Regions from separate parts of the Homo sapiens genome. Here all the other regions are linked to region 1. Evidence: chromatin contacts called from ENCODE Hi-C or POLR2A ChIA-PET data. All regions are on one chromosome and are shown on one strand. The core of a region is the stretch at or near the end of the contact, and the rest is flanking DNA. Distances in the headings are between cores, read along the strand shown.

Region 1 (2,873 bases), core at 155-2,654:
ATTATTGATCTAAGGAATTTTTTAGAAATAAAATAGTTTTATTCAAAGGATATAGAATTTCAACATTTTAATAAAAATCTAAATAAAAATAAAAGTAAAACTTAAAATGATTTTTCACATTTAAAGATATTAAAATAAATTCAAAATTGCCTAGTAAAATAAAAGCCAAATAAATTATAATTAATATCAAATCTTGAAATAAAAGTGTTTAAAAATATAATTGTTCAATATTGCAGAAGGTTCTTAAGCAACCCACCCTGCTCATGTTGAATTGTAAGTACTTCTCCAGAACTGCACACTGGAACGGGAAGAGAAATAACATGGACTTTCACACCATTAGGAAAGGAGACTTCATTATACTGAGCCCGTCTACTCCTGCACACTCCTGGGGTGGGATTGTGGGTCACAGGGAGACGTACGTGCATACTGCCGAAGAGCTCCCAAGTGGCTGGCTGCACCAGTTAACACTCCCCTGAGCAGTGTAGGGGAGTCTCAGAGGGTCACTTGGCATTTTCCATCATTTTCATTTTAGCCATTTTTGCAGGTGTGCGCAATGCTGTTTTTATAACCAACACATCATTTTTCTCTTCCTTTCCTGGAGGGGGAACCCAGCTTTTCTAGGCCCTCCACCCTTTGGGCAGGAGGAACTGGGTGTGTGGGGCGGGGGGAAGCCATCTCTGGGTGGTTGGTCAGCTGGGGCCTAACCACAGGAGGCAGATAGACTGAGGCTATGCCAAGCAGAAAGACTTATCAGGCACCTCTTGCCTTTCCTCATCTCTGCCGGTTCAAATCCTGCTCGCCCCGCAAGGGCAGATTGGAATTTACCTTCTCCAGAAAGCCTGGGGTGACTCTATCCCCTCACTCCTCCTCCCCCGTTCGCCAGCTTTTGTCTTGACATCGGCGGACCAAGAATGTGTGACTCTGGGCAAATCATTAACCTCTCTGGGCCTATTTCCTTATCTGGGGAACATCTGCACTTGAGCAACAGAAGTCTAAGATCCCTATCTGATTTGATGTTTTGCGACCCTTTTAAGGCGCAGGGCGCGAAAGAACAGAAACAGAAGTGTCCGTTCAAGTAGGTCGGCCGGGGTGTCACTCGTATAAAAACCTATGCTTTGAAGGTTCTCGTGTGTCTCGGCCTGCAGGTCTCGCTCAGAGCTGTGTCCCTGAACATCCACCCTGCTGGGGTGGCTTGACGCACTTCTGTGCAAATCTGTTCGCTCGCAACCCTACCTACCTCTCTCCCGAACCGGAGAAAACCTTCGGCGGGGTCCTTCCGGGTTTTGTGTCGAATCTGCGGCGGCGACCCGGCGCCGCGTCACGCGGTGGTGAATGTGCGGCAGCACGCGCGCCGCGTCGTTTACGCGGCGATTTCATCATGCTCCGAGCCGGGCGGCGCGCGCCGCTTCCGTCGCCACCCTCTCTGGACAGCCCAGGGCCGCAGGCTCATGCCCTCTCCGCGTCCAGTGCTGCTTAGAGGTGCTCGCGCCGCTCTGCTGCTGCTGCTGCCGCCCCGGCTCTTAGCCCGACCCTCGCTCCTGCTCCGCCGGTCCCTCAGCGCGGCCTCCTGCCCCCCGATCTCCTTGCCCGCCGCCGCCTCCCGGAGCAGCATGGACGGCGCGGGGGCTGAGGAGGTGCTGGCACCTCTGAGGCTAGCAGTGCGCCAGCAGGTACCGGTGTTTTGCGCTCTCCGCTAAGCCTCCGGCTCTCCTCCCAGGGCCTTCTTCTGGTCATCCTTCCCTCCTCCCCGGGGAACTGTCCTCCTCTTCGGTTACCCCTTTCTTTCCCTTCATCCTCTGGCGTCTTCTTCGCCTCCCCCACTTTGGTCCCAAGTCCCCCGTGCGTCAGCCACCTCCTCTCCCGCGGACCTCCGTCCTCCTCTCTTTTTGGATGACTCCCTGGAACCCCTCCGACTTCCTGCGTCCCTCTCCGGCTCCGTTCTCCCTTCCCCATTCTGTCACAGCCCGCGTCTCCTCTATTTCCAGTGGGGCTGGGATCTGTGACCCTTTGGTTGTCCTCGCCTCCTAACTGAATAACCTTAACTTCAGTTTTCCAGGCTCTGCTGTACTCTTTGTGCACCCTGGGTGGAAAGCCTCCTAATTCTTTCAGTGGTCAATGATGAGCCGAAAAACTGCCGGTTCTTTCGTCTTACGGCCAGGCCCTTTAATCTTTAGGATGCTTTGATAGTGTTTCCCCCTTAACATCTTCCTTCATTCAGTGCTTAGTTTAGCGGAATGATTGGCTGAGAAAATAGAATTGAAATGTGGATGTGGGGAGGTGTCGAACTTTTCTATTAATGCTGTGAACTCATCATCCTTTGCTCTTGTCATCTTTTCTGGCTTCTGAAAAGGCCGTTTGGAACCAGTGAGCCCTCAGATCGTAAACCTGGGAAACTAAGTGTTGCGGAGTGAAGTCAGCCATCCTTAGTATGGAATATTTTGACATTTGATTTTCCCGAAGGTGAGGGAAGGTTTCATGGGCTGAAGGACTTGGTGATTTAATATAGACCTCCTTTTCCTAGGGCACTGCCATAGAGTTTAGAATTTAGAGATATCAAGGAAAAGATTATTTCAGATGATTCCCATATGCAATTAGGGAGAGCCAGAGCTTGCAGTAGGACCCCGGAGATCATGACTTAGTAGTAAACACCAAACGGGTTTCTCCTGCATGGGCGCCTGATGCAATAATTTGCCTTAGCTACAGAGGGTGGAACCCTATCTCGGAAATAATTCATTGGGGCATAGCTGCCGCAAATTCAGCCACTTTGCCATCTGTCCTCTTCGCTGGTTTGAGCCTGACCGATTTTAATAAATAGCCTTTCATTTTGAAATATCACCACGGGCTTAACTTTTTTCTTCATGATTGGTGTCAGA
Region 2 (2,913 bases), core at 393-2,892, 3.4 Mb before region 1:
GGCAAATGAGCCTCCTGCATGGGGTCTCTGGCCGAAGTGCAGAACTCTGCTGAACTGGTTAGGAAAGGCAGTCAGGCCTCGGACACAATGGAACCCTGGCAGACAGACGCACAGACAGTCACTTAAAATTGCACGCAGTAAAACTTTGGCTCGCCCTCCCCTCCGAGACCTTCCTTTCTCCTACTCTGTCCTCTTGTCCCCCTTCTCCTTCCTCCCACTCTCAAAACGCTGTATAGAATGAAATTTGGAAACAGGTCTCCTTGCCACGCAGAGGGAAAGCATGCTGCCTTGTGTTCTGTAGCAAGATTAGGATTCCTCTGTCCCGTTCACTGACTTCGTCTTTCTTTCCCAACCTGTCCCTCTACGCCCCCCACTCCTTATTTAACCTTCCTGGAAGGCCTTCGGAGCTGGGCAAGCCGTCAGGGCGCCCTAAGGCCGCTGATCACGTCTGTGGCTTATTTGAATAATCTGTCATGGGGACCCTTGTGGCCCGGGTCGCCCGCAGCCTCATCTTGGCAGGATTTACGCCGCCACTGGCCGAAGGCAAGAAGTGGAAGGAATCGGCCGTCTCCCCCAGCGTCCCAGCTCCGGCTGCCCTGGCTGCCGCCGCTCACGGACAATCTAGTTGTACAAAAGGCTCTCTGGGCTGCACTGCTTTCGAAGAACGGCCCAAAGTATCTCGGTCCTGGGCCTGGGCAGCCAAGGAGAGGGGCGGCCAGTCTTGGCTCGTCCCGAAGTGCCCGCCCCGCCCCCTCTCGCTGCAGCAGCCGCCTCCTCTCCCGTAGCCCTGCGGGCCGCTCTTCACTGCTCTCCAGACTTGGGGCCCTATCTGAGGCGTCCCAAACACCAACTTCTGGCTCCTGGCCCCAACTCGAGAGGCTTCCAGCGAGGACGAAGGCAGGCTCGAGAGAAACCTGGCGGGCCAGCAGATCCGGGAGGCCGGCGTGGAGGCGGCGGCGGATTTGAAGGGAGGAGACACTTACTGGGATCGATGGGGGGCTTGTCTCCGCCGCTCTCATTCTCAGCATTGTTTTCAGAGAAGGCGCCTTCGCTGGGTTGTTTTTCTCTATCAACTGGAGGAGAACCACAAGCATAGTCAGTCAGGGACAAAGTGTGAGTGTCAAGCGTGGGACAGTCACCCCTTCTGGCCGACAGCGGTTCAGGTTTAATGCCATAAGGCCGGCTGGAGGGCAAGCCCGCGAAGGAGAGCGCACCGGGCGTGGGCTCCAGCCAGGAGCGCATGTACCTGCCGTCCGGCGCCGCCGCCGCCACGGGCGCCTGGGGGTGCACGTAGGGGTGGTGGTGATGGTGGTGGTACACCGCAGCGGGTACAGCGTTGGCGCCCGCCGCGTGCACTGGGTTCCACGAGGCGCCAAACACCGTCGCCTTGGACTGGAAGCTGCACGGGCTGAAGTCGGGGTGCTCGGCCAGCGTCGCCGCCTGCCGGGGAGGCTGGCCCAGGGTCCCCGGCGCATAGCGGCCAACGCTCAGCTCATCCGCGGCGTCGGCGCCCAGCAGGAACGAGTCCACGTAGTAGTTGCCCAGGGCCCCAGTGGTGGCCATCACCGTGCCCAGCGCCTGGCCCGCCCGGCCCGACCCACGGAAATTATGAAACTGCAGATTTCATGTAACAACTTGGTGGCACCGGGGGGGAAGTACAGTCACCTAATAAGTTGCCGGCGCCCGCGCCCCCATTGGCCGTGCGCGTCACGTGCCCGTCCAGCAGAACAATAACGCGTAAATCACTCCGCACGCTATTAATGGTCCGATGTTTTGCAGTCATAATTTTTATAGCAAAAGCCATATGTTTTTATGTAAAGGGATCGTGCCGCTCTACGATGGGGTTTGTTTTAATTGTGGCCAACGACGATTAAAAGATCAAATCTAGCCTTGTCTCTGTACTCTCCCGTCTCCCCCCCCATACACACACTTCTTAAGCGGACTATTTTATATCACAATTAATCACGCCATCAAGAAGGCGCGGGTCCCGCGTGCGAGTGCGGCCAGCGGAGCCCCTCACATAAAATTAGACAATAATTGAAGCCATAAAAAAGCAGCCAAATCGCATTGTCGCTCTACTGTATTTAAATCTATATTTATGATATTTCATAAGGAGTTATTGTTTCAGAAGCCACACAGGCTGGCGGGAAGTCGGAAACGACCAACAGATTCGTTTGCCTCGCCGTGGCTCCCAGCTGTAAAAATTTACGAGGACTTGGAAAGGTTAGACTGTTGTGTTTGGTTGGCGAGCTCCCTGTAAATAATCCCTGCGGTCCCCGGGAGAGGCGAGTTTACCCGCGGCCGCCCTCGAAAAGTCAAATTCAACGCAGGATCCGTCCCAAACGGAGCCGCCGCCGGCCCTACCAGGGCACTCCAGGCAGGGACCGGCCGCTCAGGGAGTACCGCGGGTGTAGGTCCCCACAGCTACCCGCCTGGAGCGAGGGGCGCCCGGGCAACCCTTAAATTCGCCTTTGCTACGAGGACCCCACGGAGGAGCTGGCCAGGAGGGAGCGGCCAGCCGCCACCAGGGCGAAGGTTTTGAGGGCCTGGTTGGTTGTGCGGCGCGCTCGGTCCCCGGCCCTCGACCCCACGCACACGCGCGCCCAGCCCGCCTTTCTCATCAGCTGGCAATCAGGATTCCCAGGCGCAGGCGGCTGGCGACCCAGCCCTGTGCTCCAGCCTCAGAGGCTCTAACCATGAGCGCTGCAAGCCTGGTTGCGCTCCGTGAATCCCAGCTGGGGAAAAAACTACAAGTGGCATGAATGGAAGGCAAGTTCGGTTTGGGAAAAGGCAGCCTCGCCTAAGAGACCCCGCAGCTCCGGAACCTGGGAGGCCCGCACCGATGTGGCCTGTCCCGGGGCCGCGTGAGCCTTTCAGGGCTCCTTCCTCCCTTTCCAGCTGCTACTCCGGGCC
Region 3 (3,062 bases), core at 563-3,062, 4.4 Mb before region 1:
TTTTTTTCCTGTAGTTTTCATGACTCGTAAAAATTAAAGAAAAAATTAACTGAAATGATCAAACTAGCTCCTATGAGACACAAAGCAGTCTTTTGAAATGGTTACTTGTCACGATAGTTATTTTCATTTTTTCAGCTAGTTTTTATTCTTAATTGTCGTCAGCACATAGGTTATCTCTAAACTGAAATTACGGATAATGTACATTTATAACAAGTTTTACAAATCACTAACAAAAAGCAAAAACTCATTACTTACCTCACAATTTATCCAAACTTACCCGATGTCCACTATCGATTTTAAACAATGTTATTTTATAAACGTGCTTAGGGTCAAAGAAAATAACCAGGTAGACCCCCTTCGCTTGAGACCTTATGCTTATCAATGTAATGTTCAACCAAGATTGCAAACAAAATGAGAAAAGTAACAAAGTTCAAATACAGAGCGGCCCAGGCCCAAAACAGTTTTGCACATCAATCCATACGCATTACAGGAAGGAGCCTCTGAAGCCATGTTTTAATCGAAGTATAACTAAGGACAAAATCGTTATTTCACTTTCCTCGTAATCATCTATAAAGGTCCATGGATCTGTCCCGTAAGGGTTAAACTTCTCAGTAACAACATTACTTAAAATGAGTCAGCTCTACAACTTAAACGGAATCCTTAAGAACAGTAAAGGATTCTGACGCGAATATCCCTCCCCCGCCCAGAAAACCACCTTCGTCCCTGCCCCTCGTGGCCGATGGCTTCCAATTTATGTTTATTTTGCCGCGGTTCATCTGTCGTTTTACTGACTGCAGACCCAGATAAAACCGTTACTCAAAGGAAAAAAAAGACAGGAAAAACATAAAATGGTTTCTTTGTCCTACGGCTCGCATTGAACCCGGCCCGACGCCCTGGGTGGTGATATCTTCTCTGAAACCGGGCCCGCAAACCCGGAGCACCCCCCCTCCCCGCTCTTCGGTGTGGCTTCCGAACGCAATGGCGCCATTTCATCGAGGGGAAGGCTGAGCGCCTTTAATGAGGTGCGCAGGACTCTAAAGATCCAAGCTCACAAAACACTCCAAATCCACCTCGAAACGATATGAAAACAGCCCGAGAAGAAAAAAAAATAGTTAACCACTTCTACTTCTTGATAGAGAAAGCACACTAAGAAAATAAAAGAGTTATAAGGAAAACGCTGAGAGGAAGGCGAGCCATGAAAATGGCGGCCGCCAAATCCGGTTCCCGGGAGAGAGGGGGAGGGGAAGCTCCGCAGCCTCGCTCACGAGGACCTGCTGCCCGCCGAAACGCTCGCCGAGGAGACGCCGTGGCCCCCGAAGCAGCGTGCTTTAGAAAGGGAATAAGAATTCCCGCCTCCGCGCCCCACTTTCACCCCAGCGGGGCAGCGTCCGCCATGTGAAAGCTCCCCATCCCCCACCCCCAGTGAAGGGAAATGGCGCCGGGAGGCTGAGGGTGGGGAAGCTGTTTGTACGCTCAGGCCTCCGCTCAAGACCCCGTTCATAAACCTTAAGCCCCACTGCTACTGAATTGGTCCGATTTCCTGCCTCTCTCCCACGGAGGCGGCTGGCCGACTTCCACTGAGGCGCCAACGGCCTCGCCATGCCCTTTTCAATAACTCATTGATTTCAAACCCGTTACCTCCATCGCGGACTCAGTCGCTTCAGCCCGATTTCCCGCAGCCGAGCGAGATGAGAGAGATCTCCGCGGACGAACACGAACCGGACTCGTCCTGGCGCTGTAGTGAGAACTGCCGCTGCTCGAGAAACAACTCTGCGAGGAGCACCTCCGCACGGGACCCGGCGCTGCTGCTACTGCCGCTAGAGCCGCTGCCGCCGCTTTTCTAGAACCTTCCCCCCCACTAACGCGTCTTCCGCTACGTCAGGCCGTCGCGTAAACGCCCTATCCGCCGCCAATGGCGGGAAGGCTCTACGCCCCACCTTACGCCAAATGCGTACTCCTCCCACCCTTGCGGCCAGAGACAGTACCCGACGTTACTTCCGTAAATGCGCTCAATGAATTGCGGAAGGCTAGAGTCCTGCTAGTTACTACCTCTTGGAATAGGGTCCCGCCCCCTGCCTTGGCGCAAGGCAGGTGAGAAACGGTCGCGCAGTTTGAAATTAACGCCGACGGGAGGGGCTTAATCCGCAGCCTGGAGATCCAGCCCCCTCAACCCGGGAGGTGGTCCCTGCAGTTACGCCAATGATAACCCCCGCCAGAAAAATCTTAGTAGCCTTCCCTTTTTGTTTTCCGTGCCCCAACTCGGCGGATTGACTCGGCCCCTTCCGGAAACACCCGAATCAACTTCTAGTCAAATTATTGTTCACGCCGCAATGACCCACCCCTGGCCCGCGTCTGTGGAACTGACCCCTGGTGTACAGGAGAGTTCGCTGCTGAAAGTGGTCCCAAAGGGGTACTAGTTTTTAAGCTCCCAACTCCCCCTCCCCCAGCGTCTGGAGGATTCCACACCCTCGCACCGCAGGGGCGAGGAAGTGGGCGGAGTCCGGTTTTGGCGCCAGCCGCTGAGGCTGCCAAGCAGAAAAGCCACCGCTGAGGAGACTCCGGTCACTGTCCTCGCCCCGCCTCCCCCTTCCCTCCCCTTGGGGACCACCGGGCGCCACGCCGCGAACGGTAAGTGCCGCGGTCGTCGGCGCCTCCGCCCTCCCCCTAGGGCCCCAATTCCCAGCGGGCGCGGCGCGCGGCCCCTCCCCCCGCCGGGCGCGCGCCCGCTGCCCCGCCCTTCGTGGCCGCCCGGCGTGGGCGGTGCCACCCCTCCCCCCGGCGGCCCCGCGCGCAGCTCCCGGCTCCCTCCCCCTTCGGATGTGGCTTGAGCTGTAGGCGCGGAGGGCCGGAGACGCTGCAGACCCGCGACCCGGAGCAGCTCGGAGGCGGTGAAGTCGGTGGCTTTCCTTCTCTCTAGCTCTCGCTCGCTGGTGGTGCTTCAGATGCCACACGCGTCCCGGGGGCCCGGTTCTCCGCTCCCCTCCCCTCCCCTTCTCGCCGGACCCCGCGCCGGGAGCTGCGGGAAGGAGTGGAGGGTCGGGCGGTGGCCTCGCGGCTGGCCT

The links. A loop is a pair of places that touch in the nucleus more often than their neighbours do. ChIA-PET counts read pairs that join two places held with the same protein, here RNA polymerase II (POLR2A). Pooled maps may share reads with other maps.
Region 2: a map of sigmoid colon shows a loop between it and region 1 (7-fold over the local background). The contact joins the promoter of HOXA9 here to the promoter of GARS1 in region 1. A Hi-C loop is called at or near these places in 2 of 168 maps with a recorded cell type or tissue (endothelial cell of umbilical vein and sigmoid colon).
Region 3: a map of CD4-positive, alpha-beta memory T cell shows a loop between it and region 1 (12-fold over the local background). The contact joins the promoter of HNRNPA2B1 here to the promoter of GARS1 in region 1. A Hi-C loop is called at or near these places in 1 of 168 maps with a recorded cell type or tissue (CD4-positive, alpha-beta memory T cell) and 7 of 50 pooled maps. POLR2A ChIA-PET finds 5 or more read pairs at or near these places in 1 of 52 experiments (Panc1).

What each region holds. Positions count from the first base shown.
Region 1 is chr7:30,593,474-30,596,346 of GRCh38, forward strand. GARS1 (glycyl-tRNA synthetase 1) reads left to right here and starts at 1,405. Exons shown (of 17, transcript NM_002047.4): 1 at 1,405-1,670. The coding sequence starts at 1,449. RefSeq lists enhancers at 860-1,473, 1,104-1,453, 1,474-2,087, 2,088-2,701 and a silencer at 2,597-2,696.
Region 2 is chr7:27,163,895-27,166,807 of GRCh38, forward strand. HOXA9 (homeobox A9) reads right to left here and starts at 1,643. Exons shown (of 2, transcript NM_152739.4): 1 at 984-1,643. The coding sequence starts at 1,563. It overlaps HOXA10-HOXA9 (HOXA10-HOXA9 readthrough), which reads right to left. Exons shown (of 3, transcript NM_001433944.1): 2 at 984-1,073. RefSeq lists enhancers at 179-1,056, 1,057-1,933, 2,782-2,913.
Region 3 is chr7:26,198,934-26,201,995 of GRCh38, forward strand. It overlaps HNRNPA2B1 (heterogeneous nuclear ribonucleoprotein A2/B1), which reads right to left and starts at 1,813. Exons shown (of 11, transcript NM_002137.4): 1 at 1,639-1,813. The coding sequence starts at 1,644. It overlaps CBX3 (chromobox 3), which reads left to right and starts at 2,812. Exons shown (of 6, transcript NM_016587.4): 1 at 2,812-2,893. RefSeq lists enhancers at 255-1,228, 1,137-1,256, 1,229-2,201, 1,367-1,756 and a silencer at 2,697-3,062.